4 separate regions of the Mus musculus genome follow, and all the other regions are linked to region 2. A link is a loop called in an ENCODE intact Hi-C map of the cell type or tissue named here. Cell type or tissue: gastrocnemius. All regions are shown on one strand.

Region 1 (2,500 bases), 57 kb before region 2:
CTATCAGAAGCGAACTCCAGAACACACTCGAGCTCTCAGGCTGTCTGTGTGGCCTGCAGCAGCTTGCTTAACCTCTCTGAGACTACTCTCTCCTCTGAGTGGAGATCATAACAGCTGCTATCACACATGGGGTATTACTAAGATTAATGTTGGGCAGTGGCCACATGTGACTTAGCACAATGGAAGCTGTTCTTATGGCTTTCAAGTTCTGAAATGGCTTTCACCATGAGCTTCTGTCTAGACGTTCTGCTCCACCTGCCTGCCTCTATCTCCCTCCCAGCCAGTCAGTTCCGCCAGGAGGCATTCCTTGATCAAGGAGAACCCACACAGTAACACATCACATCTTCATTGTTTCCCGGTCTCACACATACACAGTCACTCACACAACACACACACACATACACACACACACACACACATTCTCTCTCCCTCCCTCTCTCTCTCATTCAGTGTGTGTGTGTGTGTGTGTGAGAGAGAGAGAGAGAGAGAGAGAGAGAGAGAGAGAGATAGACTTTTACATTTTACATTTTCCCCAGTTCACACCCCAAGCCTAGAAGCCCCACCCTCCACAAGTATCTCAGGTATAGTGTACCAGAGGAGCACACGGCTGGCCATTCAGAACAAACTGTGGAGGCCGCCTCTGGAATCCAGCTTTAGCTTAGATGGGCAAACCTCTCTCAGTCAGTGATGCGCGGCTCTCTTGCTCATTCAAGTGTCTGATATCCTGCTATCAGACGCTGCTTCTTCCCCCACCCCAGAAGGAAGCACTCAAGCAGGGACCCTGATAGGTGCCTCTGTGATCTTCTTATATCCACCCCTCACCCAGCTACCTAGATGTCTGTCCATGTTGTTCTCTCCACATCACGGGTCCAGCACCTCACTTTCCTCAGTCGCTCCTGTTGAAACTTGGATCCTTTCTCCTCTTGGCTCTGTCCCTATAAACCCCCATTGGAGAGCATGGAGCTTCTGTCTCTGCCACGTCAGCCTTTACGTCTTTACACTTGTTACTCTGATTTTGTCGGCTGTCAAGAAGTGCCCCTCCCCCAACCAGGCCTTGAGAGTCTCACGTGGAACTTTCCAGATCATCTTAATGGAACTATTTCATGGACTGCTCAACTCCATAAATTCTGGCTGTGCACTAACCAGCAGTGCTCTGTATGCAGGATCATCTGTTTAAACAAAACCCCCCGTCATCTGACATGGCAGCTTTATTTATGAGTCTGTGTACTGTAACCCCGTGGCATAAATATTAAATAATAACATCCCTTGGGCAAAAAAAAAAAAAATCATACCCATTACGTTACCTGGCATCTTCTTATGAAAATATAAAGTAAACCCAACCACACACACACACACACACACACACACACACACACACACACACACACACGGTATTAGTTAATCCTAAGGAACAAGTATATAAGAAAGGATTGTTCAACAGGTAGAGAGAGGGGCACAATTAATATTTGCATTTTTACACTGCCTTGCTTCAAGAAATGAAAGAGTCAAGAAGTAAAGAGTGTTGAAAACAACAGCAAACTTGCATAGGTGACAAGTTTCTTCAAACCTAAATTTCAAGCCCTGTCAGCACCTCCTTAGCAGGTGAGCTTAGAAGACGACCAGAATCCAAACACCGTCAGTGCACATGAACGGGGTTCTGGACAATGACATTGCTCGTTTTTTAAGCATTCTGTGAATTTCCTATTACATCAGTTTCATGATTCAGCATTTTCCTTTTCATTTATTTACAGTAATATTCGGCGAGATAACCTAAGCTTTCCGCAGGATCCTGGAACATAAGGTAGGCTGGGCAGCAAGGGTGTAGCCTTCTGTAAATTTACTATTGCTCAGAACTCAGGAACAAATGGGAGAGAGCAAGTCAGCCAAAGAACTGGGAAATAGCTCCTCACCTTACTCTGAGGGTCTCATTTTCTCTGGTATTTAAAATAGGTGACTGCCATCTAGTTTGTAAGTCTAACAGAAGGCAAGAAGTGTGCAAATTGCAAACTGTGCATAAGCCAAACGCAGCTCTGAAACGACAGCGTTCAAGACGCAACTAAAGTCACCACTCTGGCGGTAAGCGTGGTACAAAGAAGTAGATTTCATTCTGGCACCCGCAACTTGGCTGGAGTGACCAAGGAGTTGAGAAAGAGCCTCTGGAAATGCGATGTGCGGTGGCACAGAACCGTCTGGACGGAAAGAACCCGATGCAAACTCAAAGGAGGGTCGGGGTGGGGGGTGGGGGCAGGAAAAAGGAGAAGTTGGGCACACGGAGCAAAGGAGCTTCAAGAAGGTGAATGAAAAGCCTAGGACAGGTGGGGACAGGGCTGGGGAGCCACGATCCAAGGGGCGGGAAGCAAATGCAGGGTAGGGAGGGTCCAACGTCGCTGGGGACAAGAAGGGTACTCTAGGGGAACCTAGCCCTGGTCTCCAGCAAGGCGATGAGGAAGAGGAATGACTCCAGCGAGAGTAGCCCGCAAGTCCGGTCCACGCACCCGGG
Region 2 (2,500 bases):
TCGCGACCTTGAGGCCGGGAATCGAGTTTCCAAACGTGCGGGGGCCTTCGCCGGCTCTGCTGCCCCCTTTCTCTCCATGGCAGCGGCCCGGAACCTGCGCACCGCGCTCATATTCGGAGGCTTCATCTCCATGGTCGGCGCCGCCTTCTATCCCATCTACTTCCGGCCCCTTATGCGGCTGGAGGAATACCGTGAGTGACCTCTGACCCCGCGCAGTGGCTGCTCCCAGCGCTACCCCGAAGCCCTTAAGCCCCTACCCTATCTGTTCAAGGAGTGCTGAGGAAGGATGTGGACTTGGGAGTGAGGCTACCCGGGTTCCAGGCTCGCCCAGTGCAGCCCGGTGACCACGGACAAGGGGCCCCACCTCTGACCTTCAATGTTGAGGCTCTACATATCTTTTGCAGGATCAGCAACAAAACTGTGAGCATCTTAGGGGTCACAGAGGTGATGTGTATGAAAGCAGCCTACACACAGCAGGTCAACACTAACACTAGTTCACACACAGTATATACTGATATACTGAAGATTTAATGTTTTGGGTTAAGCATATACCGAGTCGTTGAATTTGCACGGGCTTCCCTTGGGGTAGATGCTACCCATTTTACAGATGGAGGTCACACAGCTAGTAAGTGGTGAGGGAAATGTTCCAACCCAGGCGTCTGTCCGCAGAGCCCCGCTCCATCCACCCAGGCTGAGATGGTGCTATAGTGGAGAGCTTTGATCATTCTGAGTTGAAAGGTGTTTTTATGGTGCATCATTGCCAATCCCTAAGATGTCTTGGAGCGGAAATATTTCAAAGCTAAACTGTTAACCTGGGTTCTGAGTTTTTCCTCAAATCGTTTTTTTTTTTTTTAGATTCTGCTGGTTTCCTTCATTTTTAAGCTGGCTGCTCACATGACAATGGCGAGTGTCCGGGGAGTCATTTTCCTCCTTAATCATTCAGGTCCTATCATTCTAAAAGCCACACTCCTTCCTGGAGACCTATACCTCAGCAAGGATTAGCACTTTGATACATCTGAAACCATCTGTCAGCGAGGAGAGATGAGGCATTAGAGGATCATTTTGTTCTCCAGGAAACCTGAATCATCTTGAAGATGGAAGAGGGCCAGCCCAGCCCCCGGGGAATATTAGCTGAGGCTGAAGCTTGGCGATTTCAAGCCTCATGTAAATGTTCTGACCATCTCCAGCGCCATAACACTTGGTTTCTGGAGGCAAAGCATTTTAAAGTACACACATGAATCCCCTGACAGCTTCTTTTCATCAGCTCAGACTAAGATGGTCTCTGTGCTTCCTGCCTTCAAGCCTTCCTGCATGCGCCACGTGTGGAAGGAATGTGGGCTTGTGTAAGGTCCTGCAGAATTTGTCTCCATCCTGGATGGATCCCTGCCACAGGCTATTTTATTACAGCTTCTAGAGTTGGAGTTGAGACTTGGTCTGTTGGAGGTTCCCTTTAGAAAAATCCCAGTTCTGAAGAAGACAGGGGTGTGGTTCTCAGCCACTGTGCTATCTGGAGGTGTTTTGCTTGTCACAGCTAAGGAAGAAAAGGGGAGGTGAGAGTAAGCCATTGTACTAGATAGGATCCAGGATAAATTTCCCACAGTGCACAGAAGCATCACACTGTGAAGGCTACCCTGCTCTTAGTCAGCCGGTTACCCTGCATGTCTTCCAGGAATACTCCCCAGTCTTTGGCTGACCATGTTGCTTTAGGCGGGCAGGTCAGGCTCTAAGACTGTCTACACCTGCTTGCCTTTTAGCTTATTTTAATTAATTCGACCAACTTTAACCAAAGGTTATAACTAAAATTTTTTAAAAAGTAAATAATACTGAACAGCTAATTTTTATCAGAAGTTTTGGTTTTGGTGGGTTTTTTTTGTTTTGTTTTGTTTTTTTCATCCTTCCAAGTGCTTCAACTCTGCTAAGACATTTAGTGCTCGTCATAACCCTTTGTGGTGGCTGTTAGCTGGATAACATGTAGGCAGGTATTTCCTCACTCTGAGCCTTGCCTGTTCCCCCCGCTGTGGTGATGGTGTTTACTGAACTGAATTTGTAAGTTTAGGGTGAATTAAGTGAAGTATAGTCTCATATTAGGAATTGTACCAAAAAAAAAAAAAAAAACAAAAAAAAACACTTTTAAAAGGAGGTCTTGGTGAGGAGTGAGATACAAGCAGGTGTGTGCCTTAGGCCGGCAGGAAGCATGCCCAGCTAGCTCAGTGTGTGCTCAGGAGCTGGGAGCCCATTCCGTTTCCAGTATTTATAGTATTTAACCGCTTTCCTTCCTTATACTCAGAGCCTGCATTTTAGCTGTCACTTGTGCCTGGTGCAGTTTAGATGTGGGGCAGCCCTGGGCTGGCCTGGGCCTCGTCCCCTGCCACCTCATTCTGTCCTGGCCCTGTGCATTTTGGGTAGTGTTTTAGCCCGTGCGTCCCCTGCACCTGTAGTCACTAACATCACTGTTTTTCTTTATTTGCCTGCTCTTCATCTTTCCCATATGCCCCCCATG
Region 3 (2,500 bases), 120 kb before region 2:
TTTTCTGCAACCAGAAAAAGTGGCTTAGTATAGTACCTCCCACCTCCAGAACACTCAAGATGTGACCCATTATTCTGTGCCGTACAAAGAGAAAGATCTAGGCTGAAATCATGTGCTGGGTGGCTGTAGCTGACTAGCTCCTCTGAGCTACCTCTTCAAGAAGATGGAAATAATATACTGACCTTACAGGTTTACAGACCTATAAGTAATCTACGCATATCCATAAACTATATACAGTTTATGCGTATCTATAATCCCACCACTGGTGAGATTATAGATCTAAAGTTCAAGGTCATCCTACATAGTGAGTTTCATGCTAGCCTGGGCTACATGAAAAGGAAAAAAGAAGGAATACAATTTGGAGAGGATGTATAAAGACCAGAGTTTTCTGAGAGCTCATATCCTGTGCTGAGCTCCGTTCAGCACATGGCTGGACTGTTCTGTGCTATAACAACTGTGTGAGAGACAGACAGTCATGGTGCCCACGTAGGAGAGAGAGAAATGGAGGCAAGAGCTGCCCAAGGCATCACCCCTAACTGTGGACAGACTGGGAGTGAGCCAGTCAAATCTGACCAGCCACACTGTGTGCTGCACCCAGGCAGGGAAAGGGTTGCCTCTCCAGATTCTGGGGCACCTAAAGTGGCAGCTTGAACCACATCAGGTGTCTTCTGCGAAAGGAGATGGCCTGCCAAAACACCTACAGTCAGAATGACCTTAAGAGGGGCAGCTCAACGTTGGTCATGCATTCAAATAGCATGCTGAGGCCAGGGGAGGGGTGGGATCCAGAGAAGCAGACACGCACAGTGGGGGTGGGGGTGGGGGTGGGGGTGGGGGTGGGGGTGGGGCAGGTATGCAGAGCCAGGGATGCCATATAGGACTGTTCTGAGAAATGCCAAGGTTTCTGGAACACTCTGTAGCTGCTTTCTTCATAAATTAGTGTCAGCAGAATGAGCAGCCCTAAAGTTCATGTCTTATATCACCGGGTTAAAGCCTGGTGTCAAGTCCCAGGAGGACCAGTGTCTGGAAACTGCCAGCCTCAGATCTCTGGACCAAGCATCAGAGAAAGGCGCCACATTGTCCAGGGGAAGCTTCGCCTCCTTCCCTCTGCCCAGTCTGCAGGCTGCCAAGGATGCTCTTCCTGGTAAAAGGCTCTTGTCTCTAGTTTCAGGAAAGGCCAGAGAGGGGAGGGCCAAGAACGGGGGTGGGGGTGGGAGTGGGGGTGGGGGTGGGAGAGGACGAGGGGGAGGGGAGGGAGAAGAGAGAATGAGGCACGGATAGAAAGAGCAGAAGAGATGGAAGGAAAAAGGAAAGGAAGGTGGTGATGGGGAGTGGGGAAGAGAGAGGAAGAGAGAACAGAACAAGAGGGGACAGGACAGAAAGGGAAAGACAGACCTCAGGATGGGACAGCTGGACAGCCTCAGCAGCTCCACATTCTCTGGAAATGCAGCCTTCTGTGGTCCGCTGCCCAGCCAGCCCCAGAGAGCCAAGGAGTAGCTGGCAAGAGGCAGGGCCAGTGTCCTAGCCAACGCTTACACCTGCTAACCAGTGCCAGTTCTAGCCAGTTGTACTGCTGGCTCCATGTGTGAAAGGGGGTGGTTCTTAGGGGATATCTGACATTTTTGTTTTAAGGTGAGGGTGGGAAGGAAACGTATTGACTGCACCGGTAGAGAGAAGGGAAGCAAGATTCCATAGATGCCCGTAGCTGTGGGCTGCCAAGGTCCTCGCTCTGGATGTTGTCTTTTGAAGGACTCTAAACCCTAACCATACTCTACAGGCATGGCTGAGCCATGACAGAGATGTGACTGGGTGCCATGTGGGAGCTCCAGCAAGGCCACAGAGGATGCTGCGGCTGAGCATATGGTACAGTAAAAACAGTTCCAAAGGAAGTTGTAGGGGAGGAGAGAGAAAGCCAGGCAAGGAGACTGGACATGGCCAGGACTGTGAGAAGTGTGCTGTGGCCAAGGCTGGGTAGCCAAGAGTTAGGATGGGTAGTGGGAGAAAGTGCCAGTAAGAAATGGTTTACATGCTTGTCTCATACATTCCATCCCGACCACACTTCCCCTCCGTCTCCCCCTAACCCCTCCCCTCCCCTCATATCTTCTCCCTTCCTCTCAGAAAAGAGCAGGGTTCCTGGGGGCATCAACCAATTATGGCATAACAAGCATAACAATAATTCCGGGCACATACCATCACACGAAGGCTGGACCAGGAAAAGGGCCCCACAAACAGGTAAAAGAGTTGAAAGCAGCCCCCACCCCCACTGTTCACTTGCCATTGAAGGAATGAGGACCTAAGGGTCTGTCACACGGTAGAGGAACAATGGCTGTCAATATTTAAAAAGAAGTAGTAGAGAGGATTTAAAACAATATCAATGCACAGCAATGATAGGTTTTTGATGATGCTATGCCAATTTCCCCGCTGTCACCATTACATTGTATGTGTTGAACTATTGCACCATGCCCAATAAATACATCCAATTATGTGTCTACCTAAATAAAGA
Region 4 (2,500 bases), 120 kb before region 2:
TGTGAAAGGCACACTCATGTTACAGTTCTCAAAGCCCGCTGGCCGTCTTGTTTCATTCAGTCTGTGATCATGAACACCACCCCAGAATACATAAGGTTCTTCAGAGCTATCCACATGGGTGTAAAGGTGGGACTCTAATAACCATCCTATGTCTCCTAGACTCTCCCCTGACCTTCCTCCAAAGCTTTTTTCAACCTGGTTCTTTATTCTCCATCTTTGGGAATGTTGAGATCTGGCCCAAACACGCTCTGTTGAACCAGTGACAAACGTGCGGCACCGTGGGGCTGGTGGCCACGTACCAAACCATGAAATATGGGTGTCACCTTCAGAATGTCACAGAAGTAGAGAGAAGCCACATGTCAACTGTAAGATTGTCAATTAAAAATGTGCCCAGGGAAGTGCCTCTGACTCGTCCCTTCCAGCGGGTCCCTCTCCATCACAGGTGACAGCCGCTTGTTCTAAGACTTTCTGTTTGCCTGCACGCCCACAGGAAATGTCTCAGGATGTCTATTATGAGAATCGAACAATTTTAGTTCAAATTAAGTGATTCTTACCTTGAATAGCACAATGGCGTAGTCATATATCAGCGCCGGATCCTCCGTCTCCAGGGCCCCCTTCGCGTACCACTCGATAGCGGCCTCAGGGTTCTTGGCCACCCCTTGCTGTCCCCAGAAGAGCATCTGAGCCAATCGTTGCTTAAAGACAATAGCAACTCAGAACAGTGAGTTTCCTGGGTAATGTTTTGCACTTGAGGGAATGGGAGAAGGGGCTGAGTGACCAGCCACAAATGGGATATCTGTATCAACCCTGCACAGGCTCAGGGAATGTCTTAGAAGTGGGGGCAGAAAGAACACCAGGGCCAGAGGATGCAGTGGGGAGAGGTGTAGGATGCTGCCTTCCAGGCATAGCATGACTGTTACACTCCTATGTGTGTATGGGGGCCAGGGGGCGGGAGGGGGAGTGTGCACACACACACACACACACACACACACACACTAACATAGATCTGAAACAACTTCTGGGAGTTAGTTCTCTCTTCTACCAGTGGGTCCCAGAGATCAAGTTCAGATAAGCTGGCCATCAAGCTTGGTGGCAAGTAACCTTATCCAACTGAGCCATATCACCAGACCCCTGTCTGCTTTTAAAAAGGGGTTATTTACCATTTTATGGGTATATGTGTATACCCAAGAAAGTTTGGGGTGCACCACATACATGCAGGAGCCCCTGGTGACCAGAAGAGGGCACCAGGTCCTCTGGAGTTGGAGTTACAGGCAGTTGTGAGCCTCCCGTGTGGGTGCTAGGAACTGAGCCTGGGTTCTCTACGAGAGCAGGAAATGCTCTGAAGGGCTGAGCTGTTGCTCCAGTCCTCTCACTACACCTGCCACTCTGGAATCCACAGCAGGTGTGATTACCTGCATGCGACATCTATTAAGAGATCTGCCATGGAAGGGGGAGAGGTTAAGAGCCAATGAGGGTTAGGAAGATGCTGTCTCCAGCGGTGAGCTTGCTCCTGTAAACAACCCTAGCAGAACTTGCTGGGTTTTCTCCTTCTCCCTCCTCCCCTCCCTTTCTCTCTCCCTCTCCTTTCTTCTCTCAGGGAAGTAGAAGGGAACTTGCTGGGAAGAGAAGAGGGAATAGTGGGAGGAGTAACTGAAATTGGAATACATTATGCATGTGTATGAAAATATCATAATGAAACCCATATCACATAACAATTAATATATGCTAGTTATCGCATATAACACGGCTTAGGTTGAGAATAAAGAATTAAAGTACATGCAGAAGCCCCAGCCACCTGGCTCTAAAGAGGCAAGGACTCCAGGAGACGTGAGCGCAAGCAGAAGATACAGCAGCATCGCTTTAAGCCGCAGAGGATGGGGAGGCTTTGTTACTTTGTAACCTCATCTGAAATGACTGACAAATGCTCCAAGACGGGCTTGCCCGCACCTGTGCTGCTGCGTTGCCACGGGTGGCTTCGTGCTTCAGCCACATAAAGACATCGCCATCTTCTTTGGTTTGGACTTTGAGTATTTCATCATCTTTGAGCCTAATAGTTTCAACATATGCCTAAAAAAGAAAGAGAAGGGAAAGGGGAGGGGAGGGAAAGAGGAGGTAAACACCCAAATGCCAAGAGCATCCACGGACATAATATCTTCAAGCCAGCAATTGTTCAAACAAAACCCAGATGAATAACTTAAATCTTAGGCGTGACTACACCGTCACGGGAATGAATTATCTTTAAACAGATGGACCATGTCCTGCATATCAGCATTGACGTTTGCTCCTATCAAAGTATTTGTTTGGGGAAGTCGGGATTTTTTTTTCCCACTCCCACTTCATTATTCAAGCTTGTTCAAAAGTCTGCCTGGTGTCGTGATTCTCAGAACCAGCTCTCCTTCCGACAGCGCCGAAAAAGAGTAAATTGATATTTTCTATGACCTTAATCTTTACTGAAGCATCATTATCTGACATAGACAAACACGTTTATTTCACAGGCTCA

What was found. A loop is a pair of places that touch in the nucleus more often than their neighbours do. Peaks named below come from ENCODE experiments on the same cell type or tissue, not always from the same donor. Only the 100,000 strongest peaks of a DNase experiment are listed, where the experiment ranks them.
Region 1: it touches region 2 in a loop (4-fold over the local background); 5 of 42 quality-filtered maps call a loop at or near these places.
Region 3: a loop joins it to region 2, with 2.0 times the contacts of the local background. A loop is called at or near these places in 3 of 42 quality-filtered maps.
Region 4: a loop joins it to region 2, with 2.0 times the contacts of the local background. A loop is called at or near these places in 3 of 42 quality-filtered maps.

What each region holds. Positions count from the first base shown.
Region 1 is chr5:53,210,469-53,212,968 of GRCm38, forward strand. The region is part of intron 1 of Sel1l3 (sel-1 suppressor of lin-12-like 3 (C. elegans)); the gene reads right to left. Among named protein-coding and RNA genes, the nearest start is that of Sel1l3, 1.7 kb to the right of the region's middle. In gastrocnemius, no CTCF peak of the experiment used is centred here; DNase peaks (open chromatin) are centred at 1,007, 2,150 and 2,496; H3K4me3 peaks cover 2,105 bases; H3K27ac peaks cover 2,064 bases.
Region 2 is chr5:53,267,168-53,269,667 of GRCm38, forward strand. Smim20 (small integral membrane protein 20) reads left to right here. Exons shown (of 3, transcript NM_001145433.1): 1 at 1-191. The coding sequence starts at 77. Among named protein-coding and RNA genes, the nearest start is that of Gm40303, 1.3 kb to the left of the region's middle. In gastrocnemius, a CTCF peak has its summit at 1,320; a DNase peak (open chromatin) is centred at 1,109; H3K4me3 peaks cover 2,481 bases; H3K27ac peaks cover 2,500 bases.
Region 3 is chr5:53,147,664-53,150,163 of GRCm38, forward strand. The region is part of intron 11 of Sel1l3 (sel-1 suppressor of lin-12-like 3 (C. elegans)); the gene reads right to left. Among named protein-coding and RNA genes, the nearest start is that of Sel1l3, 65 kb to the right of the region's middle. In gastrocnemius, no CTCF peak of the experiment used is centred here; DNase peaks (open chromatin) are centred at 719, 1,072, 1,487, 1,852 and 1 more place; H3K27ac peaks cover 1,704 bases.
Region 4 is chr5:53,143,488-53,145,987 of GRCm38, forward strand. Sel1l3 (sel-1 suppressor of lin-12-like 3 (C. elegans)) reads right to left here. Exons shown (of 24, transcript NM_172710.3): 12 at 1,948-2,067; 13 at 555-695. Among named protein-coding and RNA genes, the nearest start is that of Sel1l3, 69 kb to the right of the region's middle. In gastrocnemius, a CTCF peak has its summit at 1,235 (motif pointing right); no DNase peak of the experiment used is centred here.